2 separate regions of the Homo sapiens genome follow, and region 2 is linked to region 1. Evidence: chromatin contacts called from ENCODE Hi-C or POLR2A ChIA-PET data. All regions are on one chromosome and are shown on one strand. The core of a region is the stretch at or near the end of the contact, and the rest is flanking DNA. Distances in the headings are between cores, read along the strand shown.

What was found. A loop is a pair of places that touch in the nucleus more often than their neighbours do. ChIA-PET counts read pairs that join two places held with the same protein, here RNA polymerase II (POLR2A). Pooled maps may share reads with other maps.
Region 2: a loop to region 1 is called in a map of posterior cingulate gyrus, with 10 times the contacts of the local background. The contact joins two enhancer-like sites. A Hi-C loop is called at or near these places in 2 of 168 maps with a recorded cell type or tissue (A673 and posterior cingulate gyrus) and 8 of 50 pooled maps. POLR2A ChIA-PET finds 5 or more read pairs at or near these places in 2 of 52 experiments (BJ and WTC11).

Annotation. Positions count from the first base shown.
Region 1 is chr6:91,077,463-91,083,660 of GRCh38, reverse strand. No RefSeq gene overlaps it. Among named protein-coding and RNA genes, the nearest start is that of MIR4643, 440 kb to the left of the region's middle. Within about 2 kb of position 1,325, at least 2 of the 41 ENCODE cell types and tissues checked have a DNase peak (open chromatin) inside an H3K27ac peak, as active enhancers do.
Region 2 is chr6:90,608,875-90,614,749 of GRCh38, reverse strand. No RefSeq gene overlaps it. Among named protein-coding and RNA genes, the nearest start is that of MAP3K7, 25 kb to the right of the region's middle. RefSeq lists enhancers at 1,962-2,910, 3,868-4,368, 4,369-4,869 and a silencer at 3,611-3,680. Within about 2 kb of position 4,333, at least 16 of the 41 ENCODE cell types and tissues checked have a DNase peak (open chromatin) inside an H3K27ac peak, as active enhancers do.

The sequences.
Region 1 (6,198 bases), core at 76-2,575:
ATAACTTAAGAGTCGTGTGGCAAGCTGCTCTCACTTGCTGATGCTCAAGTTAGTTGTAATTAAATGAGAGAGGGTGGGGGAGAGGGAGAGACATGGGAAGAGGGCATGGGTGGTTGTGCAGAAGATTAAAACACAGATTAATGTACCCTATGAATGGGGTGGGGGTGGAAGTGGAAGCAATTTCCAGAACGGGGAGTGGGAAGAGTAAGAAAAGTCAATTGTACATGTGGCATTTCAACACCGCAGCATTCCACCAAAACCGAGAGCCAGCTCAGCAGGGAACATCTGCCAGTTGCTTCCAAATGAAGGGGAATCATTCTTCCAATGAGAAAATAGTGATGAAGGATCGTCTTGGACTGGGAATAAAACTGAATTTTTACAGAGCCAACATCAGGCTTATTTTTTAAAATATTCCCACAACATTTAGATGTGCAGCGAGAAAAAGAGAAGAAGGAATCCACTTCCCCGGAATTGAAAGCATATCGGAAAAAGAGTTTAGTTAAGCATGTGCCTAATTTAAAGTACAGAAGTTTTATCAGGCTGAACCATATAAAGCTGTCATTTTTGTAAATCAAAAATGGTCAGATAGAGGCGATTTTACATGGTTCAACCTAAAAGAATTGAAGCAGTATTAATCAATATGTAGCTGTAAATCACAGTAATACCTAATCATTGTAAGCTGTGTTTTGTTCATAAAATAATTTTGCCATTGTCACACAGCTGGTAAATGGAAAGCTTTCTAGCTGGTGAGGTCTCCTATCATTAGCCCACATGTAGCTTCCATAGCACATTTATTCATTCAGCAAATATAGTTGAACGTTTACCATGTGTCATATACTGTGCTGAAGATCATTTTTTTAATGTGGACGAATTGCCTACTATTTCTTGCATAGCCTTTGGCCTCTAAGCTATTCACTGGGAAGCCTAGTGTGTTTTCAGTGTGAGTCAGATCAAAACTGTAAGGGGAGGGACAGGGTTGGTAAGAAGAAATGATAAAGAGGAGTTGCAAGCCTCACAATGACTTTATCTGTTTTTTCATATAAACACATCTCTAGAGGAAGGCATTTTAGACACCAAGGCCAGCCAGGAAAGGGAGCCAGCCTGGCCTGGAGCAGCTAACTACAAAGAAGCCTACGCAGCCCTGCCTCCCAGTCACAGCCCACTGTGCCCACATGAGGCCCACCCACAGGCAGGCAGAGCAGGTATGCAAGCAGCATCAGCATCGCCTGGGCATTCTTTAGAAATGTCTATTCTCAAGTCCCACCACAGCCCCACAGAATCATAAGCCCTGGGGGTGGAGCCCAGCAATCTGAGTTTTAACAAGTCCTCCTAGTGATTGGATGCACACATTAGTCTGAAGAACACTGCTTTAGGGAAGAGGAAGGCCGTGCAGGGATTAAGAAGGTTGAGGGCATGCGGGAACCCAAATGGTAACAAAAGAATCAAGGCAGCCCGGAAATACAAATCCTGTTGAATTTCACATTTTCATATGAAAATATCAAGTTGTTTTTTACTAGGCATTGAATCACATGAAAACTTAAACCACAGATAATACCAATTACTAACACACTGAGGAATTACAATGTTCCAGATTATTGGTTAAGTTCTCCACACAGATTTCATTTACTCCATCAAGAAACCTTATAATGCAACTATTTAACAAATAAAAAAATAGATAAGAAGTGAAATAACGGGTGGGTTAAATAACTTTCCATTTTCCATGCATTTAGCAAGTCGTGGGACCTAATTCAAAGTGAGGCAGTCTGATTTCGCTCAGCTATCTGCTACATTTCACAGGACATTCTAACACATCGTATCTCTTATTCCCAGCATGAAAACATGCCCATTCTCCATTCATTCTTCATTCAAAGTACTGTAGCTCCCACAACAAGGTGAGAGAAAAAAACGATGTATACTCTTTGCTGAGTTCCCACCCAAACCAAATACATTTTAGTGTTGGGAAAAGCATCCATCAGAGAACAAAGGATGTAGCTCCACCTAGTGGATAAATGTCCCCATTTATTTCAAATCGCCTTCTGTTTGTGCAAGAGCACAGTAATGAAAACAGAACCTAGTCCTGACAAATCACTACAAAGCTAGCAACCCCAGCTACAAGCAGAGACTTTGTTAGAAGTGAGCTCAGCTGTATTCCTCTTGGTCAAGACCCTATTTTGTGAGCTGTATGTGCAACAGCCCATTTTAGAGTATCACAAGAAGGACACACCCAGCTAGGAACTCTGTTATCCCCTCAATCTCTCTATGCACTGCTTTCTACCTCTGTAAATGCAGACAATACAATCTGACTTCTCTGAGTCCTGCTGGTAGGAATAGCAAAGAAGATTATGCTTGCAAATAAGAAATGTTAATTCTGCTTAACTACAACAAATCCCAGTTAGGCTTCATGGGATAAGATATACCTTTCATTCTCTACACACCCTTCTGAGAAAAGAAGTACAAGAGGGCAGGTGGGAAAAATGGAGCTCAAGAAAGTAAAGCAATTTGCCTTTGTTTATTTAGTGACAGGTAAACAGCTGACAGGTTTTTCTTTTACTGGCTTTATCTGACTCTGGATCCAGATCCATGATGAAATGAAGCCATTGCCCCAGGACTATGCTCCAGGGGTCATTCAGAATGGTCTAAGGAAAATTTCAACTTCCTGTGATTCTGCAATGGCCCTAAACAGATATAACTGAAATCTGCTTTAACTAGCCACAGCAGCAACATTGCCCAACATGTAGGAAATATTTGCTATATGTCAATGGGCTTCTATGTTCATTGAAGCTCAGGAGGCGTTGCATTGAATGAAATAAAGTCTGTTCACTGAAGTCCAGACCCTCATATGCTATTTAAATGAAGGCTCTCCAAAAGAAACATCTGGTCCACTCTATTCCCTAAATTATTTGGCCAAGGATCCTTTCTTTCTTTTTTTGGTAGAGCACCCAGTAAGACTGGTGTTCAGCGGGATATGCGATGGGAAACCCTGGCCTAGGGTGGATGGTGTGCTTATCACCAACCCTGCCCTCCCAGTGCACACCTTAAAATGATGTGCCAAAACAGGCCATTTCACATCAACATGGTAACTCTGGTAACCAGCATTTAAGATATTCAGGTCTTTCAAAATAAAATATTTTTGAGAAAAGTGAAATATTAATTGTAATTTTCCAGTATAATTCCACGTAGTTGTTTCTCAGTGGCTAGCTCCATCCCTTTCAGGGCTTCATAGACAGGACAGAACAGTCTCTTAGTCTATCTCCTCCTCAACACATGCCTCTAAGTCTGAGTGTTCTGCCCTCCAACCTCTCCACAGTTCTGGTGGCTCCCTCCCATCTCCTGTGTCTGATTCTTCCTTCCAGCAATGAAGGATGCATTCTGCTGTGTGGCCAACATAGACTCTGGGAATTCAAGGAGACACAAGACACAGCCTCTGCTCCCAAGGAGCTTAGATTCTTATCTCTGGGATTGCTCATATCTGCTCAGATGCCTGGCTTTATTCCCTGACTCTAAGGACTGAGGATCGTTAGTGGGGTTCTCCTGCCCCCTGCAGCAGCACTCAGTGGCCCTGCGTTGGCTCTGCTCTGGATTTTCCCATGACTTCCCAGCACACCCACAGCTGCCACCTCTGCCCGGCTGTTTCACTGAGTAGGGCTGGGGCTGCTGCTGGAGCTGCACATGGTGATTTTTGCTGTATTTTCCACTGCACAGGCTGCTTGCTCCTAAAATGGTAAAGGCTGCTTCTACTACACAACTTTGCAAAAACAGGTGAAAGAGAGAGGAGATGGGAGAGAGAAAGAGGCCCCGGTCACTGCATGCTATCGGTTCTGGGAAGCCAGGAGACAAAGAGCTGTCACCCAGTCCTCCATGTTTCACAAGGGGACTCTGAACAGTGTCGAAGAGCAGCTGCAGTGCCAGCCTAACTGTAGCGCTTCCTGGGAGTACATATGAGTCAATATAAACAGGTTCCAACATTTTTCATCTTCCCTATGGTATCTAAAGGCAGTGCTCCTCACGGCCTTTCCATGCCCAGCTCAGGAGGCCACCAGCTCACTTGGAAGCCCTATACTGGGGACCACCTTTCATTAATAGAGTTTATGCTTATCCTTGCAGCTCTCCCTGCTCCCACTCAAACAGGATTTTCTTTTATCACTCTAATTTCAAAATTACACCCAGGAGAGAGGGAAGGAGATTCTACTCCTCATTTCCTCCCTTCTGAGCTGCATGGTCCCCTTTTCTCCAGGCTCAGAGGCCATTTAATACAATTGTAGGCTTGCCCAGGAACAGAACCACCATTTATCATCTCACTTCTAGGAGAAATGATGATGCCTGGAGCACAGATACAGGCACCAGGGAAAGCAAGCCTATTTGATAATCGAAGGGATAAATCCAAGGGTCACTCCACCTTCTGATATAAAAGCTTTAGAAATGAAAGTTTATGCATTGGGGACTTCTTTTATTTAGGCTTTGGCTGACTGATCCTCCAAACCCATCAAAAATAAAAGAGCAAAGTCAGTCTGAAAGTAATCTTTGTTCCATATAACTTAAGATGAGACAGGGGAGGAGAGGGAAACTACAGTCCCCAGGCAATAGGTAGCAGGGAGTCCCCTGCCAAAAGGTGCAGAAGTTGATCTCTGACATCTTGGACAACTAATGGCTCCCATCTTGCTCATTATAAGAGTTGGACCTTATCCTGTAAATCAGGATAGGAGGCAGTGGCAGCTTCGCATCCTGCTTTGAAAGGATGCTGACTCCTACCATAGATCATCTGGAAAACTCCAATCTAAATTCTAGGGGAAAAAGAGATGCTGAAACCTCAGCTTTTTTCCTCTATTATTATCCACATAATAAACACTATTATTATTTATATATTATTTCTAGAAATAATATTTATATACAAATATATAATATATGTAACATATATTTGTGTATATGTTATTTCTAGAAATAATATACAAATTTATATAAATACTATAAATTATATATTATTTTATAATATAAATATATATTATTTATATTTATAGTATTTATTATGTGTATGGAGATAAACACACTTCAATGAATATTAGCAGCCCATTGCACTTAGGAATAAACATCAAACTCTAAAGTTGACCTGAAGGCCCTACCTGAGCCCACATTTCCTCCTGGTCTCCCCAGCTCATGTCATATCAATCTCCATGCCTGCTGCTCTGGTCCTTTTTCAGACCCTCTCAGGTGCCATGCTACTTCCTGCCTCAAGGCCTTCATGCAGGTGTTCCCTCTGCCTGGAATTAATGCCCAGCTCAAATGTCACTTCCTCAAGGACTCCTGCCCTTACCCTAGACCTAGGTTGGACCCCATCACTCACTTCCATCATATATTTCCATAGCCTCTTTTGCCTCCTAGTACTTTTCATAATTGAAATTAAATAATTTATTGGATCATTGGTTGATTCATGCCTCTCTCCTCCCACTCAACTAGCAGAAAGAAGTGTGGAGGCAGCCAATTATTATTTGTAAAATGAAGGAAAGAAGAAACCATAGAGTTTAAAAACAAATGTTAAAGCAACCTCTCTGAGGTCACAGCTTCTGTAGAGAGAAGATATTGCATAGAGTCAAGGACATAAACTCAAGCCAGGATGCCTGGATTCTCGTCTTTGCTCTGCCACTTACCAATTGTGTGACTTTGGGGAATTTGCATGAACTCACTCTTTCTCAAATTGCTTTTTTCTAGAAATGATCTATTTGTGTTATTTAACCTCCAAGCTCTGTTATTTTTGCTTTTTGTTTTATTAAGCTTATGCAGGTGGTAGGCTGCCTGAGGCCATGGTCTGCTTAGACTAAATCGTATCTTTTACTGGGCCTGGCTGAACTCTCTGTCTATGGGTCTGGGGTTAGGGATTTCATTTCATTTCCTTAAAATGAAGTGTAGGTGAACACTGTTCATTCAATGACCATGTGATGTTTTGTATAAAGCTGATGTCTACGGATGGTGGCCATTTGAAGTGTTTTGACATGTACCTATTATTTTCATTGCCAAAACAGTGTCCACAACATGATCTTCATGGGGTGGAGATTATGGATTTTATTGTAAAACAATGTTATCTTGGAGTGGTGTCTCATTTTTCTTTACTTTCCTTGATATTTCCCTTCTTCCTAAACTGAGGAAGTTACATCACATAGGCTCTCACCCTCAGCAGGATAGTTTCCAAATGGTTCATGTGGTGTG
Region 2 (5,875 bases), core at 3,084-5,583, 470 kb after region 1:
TAAAATGTCAAACAGGTTTTAGTCCACTGACACAATATGAATCTAACTTCTTATTCCTCATACTCCTGGCATTTGTCTGGAGGGTCTTGAATGTATGCATAGTTCATTTCTCACTGATCCTTTATAGTCTTGTTGTTTGGACCACCAAAACCTTAGTCTATTTTCATTCAGGTAAATAAAATAGCGTTCAATAGACAGCACGATGAAACTGTGTTTTGCAGACTGCATAAAAGCAATTTCAAAAGTAGTTATGTTCTTATGGGGCTTAAGATTTGCTACCCCAAAATATGGAACCTTGGCATATGTTGAGCTGAAGGAATAATTTAAGCTAAAATAATTTGAGAAAATGGCAAAAGCAGAAAGGTCTCCCTGATCTGTTCCCATCCTTCTCCCCTGAAGCAGATCATAAACCTGGGAAGGATTTTCTGACCTGCCCTCAAAGGAGGTCATAAGAGCCTCAAGTGAGAAGCGTCCTCCTTATACTCGGAGAAAAGAACATCTTTATCTCTGTAGAAAGAGAGAAATCAGAATCAAAAGTCCTTGCTAAATTTCCCTGAGTTTATCATATTTAGCTCAAACCCTATGTGTCCTATCATATTTCTCCGCAGATGTCCACTCTTCACCAAACCTACCAGAAAAAAACAGTCAGGTTTCACTGTTCTTCAGGTCTTCATTTCCTTATGATATGACATTTTCCCATGTCATATAAAACTTATATTTAATATATTTGTACGTTTATCTCTTGTTAATCTGTCTTTTGTTATATGGGCTTCAGCCATGAACCTAGGATGAGTAGAAGAAAATATATTTTTCCCCAAAATATGTACACCTATTCCGTATCAGGGAAAAAAAAAAGATAAAAAGAAAATCTTCACCCCTACAGAGCAGAGATGATGCTCAGGAGACAAAGAAAGCAGAAGGAAATATATATATATATATATATAATATATATACATATATATATACATATATATATATATATACAAATGTAAAACAAAATTGTAATTAAAATTGAAATAGCAAAAATCCTGAGAGTAAAAATTACTGCTACACCATGTTTACTTGAAAATACAGATTTTCAGGGCAAAACAATGAGGCAAAAGTGAGTTTGTGCTTGACAAAAAGATTCACAGTATCACTTTGCAATATGAATAAAGCATGGTTCAATCAGTAAAAACAGAATATACATATACATACCTCTTTTCTGGTATGCATGAATATCGCAAATCTGTAGTATTTGTACAATAATTACTCGATATAAGCTTGTTCAATAATGGATCATCATTTATCAATTTTTAGCTCCCATTCTGTCTTCTAAACCTTGCCAAATAGCTATAAAAATAAGAATAATCAGGTGGGAAGTATATTTTAAGAACGGGTCAAATGATTTAAGATTGGATCAGTCCTCCCCTTTCTCTTCACTGCCCAGACAAAGGCTAATACATGATTGTCAGATCTGGAATCCATAAATGTCATAAGCACAAAGCTAAATAATCCACATCATTGGGGGGAGGGGTGCAGAGGTAAAGAGGAGAGAAACAGAGAGATCACGTTTAAAGAAAACATATTATTATCATACTTTGTAAATGTTGGTTAAATAAATGTTTTAATCTTATTGTAATATATTTTTCCTAGTTTCCGTGCTGCCTAAATTTTTCCTATCTAAATTACTACCTGGATTTGCCAGTAAATTTCCTTTTTTTTTCTACATTTTCTATAGATCTTTTAATCTTATCTGTCTCCAGGTTCTCTCATCCCTGCCTCTCTCCAAACCCTTCTTTCATTAGTCTATATAATATAATCTATTTTCCTCTCAATAATTTTATTTTTTCTTTTTTAATCTTAAATCTGGTTTGTACACAATCAGGTATATAGACAACAGTAGTGACTAATACAGGATGCTAAAAAATAGGTATAAAAATAGCAACATCATTTTATTTTTAATTTTTTAATCAGGTTTTTTCCTCGGGGAGGAGTCTACCTTACTTTTTATTGTCATAATCACCTTTATTCCGTTAAAGGCATAAATGTGAATCAACATTTCCAACAAGAGCTCAAATCCTAAACTAGAAGTCCAGAGAATTCACGGTATGTAAAAACTTGTGGGTGCCTTCACTTTTTAATGGGAGTAGATTTGGGTCTGGATGAAGTCACCGATGTTTCTCAGAAGAAACAAATGTCAGCGCGACCTATTAAAGTCAACCCTGAGCTAGGCAGCAACAATGAGCTAGGGATTAGCATTGACAGCTCCCTTAATGTGATTCTTTTGGACAGGGATTAATTTAATGTGTTGCTGTCAAATGAAACAAAAAACGAGATGGATTTACTAATGACTCTATTCTATACCACACACTTTTCCACTCCTGATCTATGTCAGAATGAATCTGACAGCGAGAGAAAATAATTTTTTAAATGAAAAGGAAGAGACATTGCCTTCTTGACAAACTTTCAAGAAAGGAGTTTTCACTGGGCTCCCAAGAGGAAGGATGAGCGTGGGGTGCGCGCCCACGTGGAGGGAAGCACTGGGAACCGCTGCTCCAACGAACGCGCACAGCACCAGGCCCGGACCCGGTGTCAGGTCCCAGCTTTGGCACAAACTGGCAAGACAGCCTTAACTTCTGCAGGCCTCAGTTGCCTCCGATGTGAATGTTAACGGGTCTGTTACGCGGCTTCTAAATTTCCCCTTAGCTCTAAATTGCTCACCTCTAGAAGAGGGAGCCCCCAAACCCACCAGGAGCTCTAGTCTTGTTTCAAAGACAACTCGGCTGTGAGGCTGTGACAGAGAGGGGGCGAACCACAGAGCGAAGGGTTGATCTTTAGCAAAACGGTTTGCCAAGTCAAATGCTAAAGCCTCCTTAAAATAATTTGGATTCTTCTTTGTTCTCCCTAACAAAGAAACTTTAATTCGCAGTTCTCTGAGAAGAAAGACAATGCAGACAAGCCATTTTCAGGTGAAAGGTGTCTCGTCAATTGATAATCATTGAATAATCACTGAGGACTGGCAGGAGCTATTCTTCGAATGGGGTGCTCATAATATGCAACTGCATCGATTTACAATATAGACTGGGCAAGATTCGTCCTTGTGATTGTTTTGATTTGCCCCCTGAGGTACAAACGTTGCTAGTCTTGTGTATTTGTGTATATTCCTGTAAGTTACCCTGAGGTTTGTAATAGCCCAGGCCCCCTCGTGTCTGAGTCTGGTCTCACCGACAGGGATGCCCCCTAGCAGCGTCTGAGCCCAGGCAGACACGTTGTCCCCGCCCGGCGCCTAAGCCCTGGGACGTGTGGTTGACTGGGCTTCAACCCGGTGCAGCCCCCGCCTGCAACCCTCGGGGCGCGCCGGTGTGGCTGGAGAGGAAAGAGGTGTGGGCCGGGACGGGGACGCCCCGCGATGGCGAGGCTGGGAGACCTGCCCGTGGCGCAGGAAGAGCTTGAGCGAGACGGGGAGCGGAGGGATGGGGGATGCTTCTCCCCTCGCCACAGCCTAGACGCCTCCCGGCCCTCGCTCCCCTGCCCAAACTGCGGCTGGGGAAGGGACGCCAAGAGAGGCTTCCCGGTCGCGCCCCTGAAAAGCGCCGTTGCTTGGGGAGGAAATGGCTCCCCGCCCGGCCGCCTCCTCCGCGCGCGCCTGGCGCCGGCTCCTTCCCGGCCCCCGGCCGCGCTCTGCCCGCCCCGCGCGTCCTCTCCCCCGGCGGCCAGCGTGGTCTGGCCGGAGCCCCGATCTGGGGTGAGGAGCGGTGAGAATCCTGGCTCTGGCACTTAGCTCGGTGACCTTGAGCAGTCACCTAACCTCTCAAGGTCGCTGCTTTCCCACCCGTAAAGCGAGACTGAAGCCGCCGTCTCTGCGGGCTCCCGAGAGGATGAAAGGAAGGATGGAGACCCAGCCTCAAGCTCCCAGTGCCCGGCCCCGTCTCCGTCCGACTCGTTTCTTCCTCTTCTCTATTTTCTGCCTACTCTTCTCTAGTGTTTCCTGTCGTTTTTGATTCTGTGTTTTTCCTCTTGGTTTTGTCTCCCCAGTCTCTCGCAGAATCCATTTCCTTTCAATTCTCCTTTTTCTCCCGTGTTCGTTATTGTGACCAAATTCATCAAAGATTGGTTTCCACTCCATAGACCCAGGCCTCCCCAAGAAACCGCCCCCACCCCCATAATCTCCAGCGCCCCCTCGCCGGGCTATCCCAAATAAACAGACAGTCAAGAAAGAACTCGGCTTACTACACAAACACGGTCTTAAGACACACGTCCCCTTCGCACCATTTCCAACCATGAAATTTCTGCTACGTGGGACCTCTGAGACCACGGCTTCCCTGAGGACAGGAGCCACCGTGGCTTCTTTGTCACCATGTCCCCAACACCAGGCCCAGAAATCCATGCGAGGGCTGGAGGAACGTCGGCCCGCGACCGACGAGCCGAGTGGGGAGCTGAGACTGGAGCCCAGACTTCCAAATACTCCTCTTGGTCCTTGGTACAGAGAAAAACGAAATCGTATATGATGTTCCATAGTCAAATATGAACATATTATTTAAAAGCACAATGTTGACTTGTGTTTTTTTAAAAACCATGTTCCGTAACTTTTACCTGTAGAAATGAGGTTTGGATCAAGTTCTTAATTATGAAAGTTGGTTAAGAGAGAAAATTAAAACACCACCAAGTTGAATTGCCTAAAGATGAGCTGCATTTATACTCATTTATTGAAACATTTTAAAGATACTTAAAAATACACGTTATTTCTTTACAACCAAAAACCACACTGTATACACTATCATAGTATATATAACACAAAGATTATAAAATGTCGTAAACTATAACCAAAGTATGTACACGAACTTTTTTAAAAGAAGAAAAAAGCTAAGGAAAAAAAAACTCTTGTAAAGAAGGCTAAGAAGATAATTTTTAGTTGCTTGCAAGTTACTTCAAACCTAAAAGTAACAGGTTTCCTTTGAAATTATTTCTCATTTTTATTAGAATCTAATTGAAGATCACCTGTAAAAGGTGGGGGGAGGAAGACAAGTGGGGAAATAGCAGTTCTAGGTAAAGATTTTGGAAAAAGTAAAAGAACCACAGTACCACCTTGTGGGGAAGAGAGATTTTTTTCTCCTTCAATATTATGGTGGTTTTATTTCCCTATACTACAGTCACACACACACACACACACACACACACACACACACAAATTAAAATAAAAACAAAGACATTTGGGGCTCAAAGCAAAAATTTAGTTGTGATAATATGCTTTCTCTAATATTTTTAACACACTGGCATGTTCATATTAAAACTTTTAAGATTATACTAGAAAGTTAAACATAACAATATGTGATATTAAGAAATTTTACTCTTAATGCTGCAAATAATCCCATAAATCAAACGTCAAATGTTAGGCATGAAATAGTAAATATAAAACCGTTAGCACATTCTAACAGAATAATAATTGTTTTAAAATTAGCTTTGATTTCAGTATTAAATACAATTTATGCATTTTAAAAATATATTTTTTTTCAATTGCTTGGACTTGGAAAAAACATTTTTAGATAAATACAAAGCAATTTTTATATATTAAAGTTGTTTGTCTCATTATATCTAAGAAGGGTGGAGCAGCCAGACATTTATAGAACTCAACAATTGTTACCTTAACAAAACCGTTCTAGCCACTTTCAGGATATAAAGAGGGCACAGATCATAAAGCTTGAATTTTAAAAAGTAAAATTGTAAGACTCCAGAGCCAAGAAATGCAAAACAAAAACTGCTCCTCATCTATTGTACATCTGGAAATATCTTAAATGACATGAATGTTTCCTGCTCTAAACGTGTTTTCCGTGAGGCAAGAGGGAATTCAGGGGTTACCTGTAGGCATTCTTTATTCTTTGTGCTTTAGAATCAC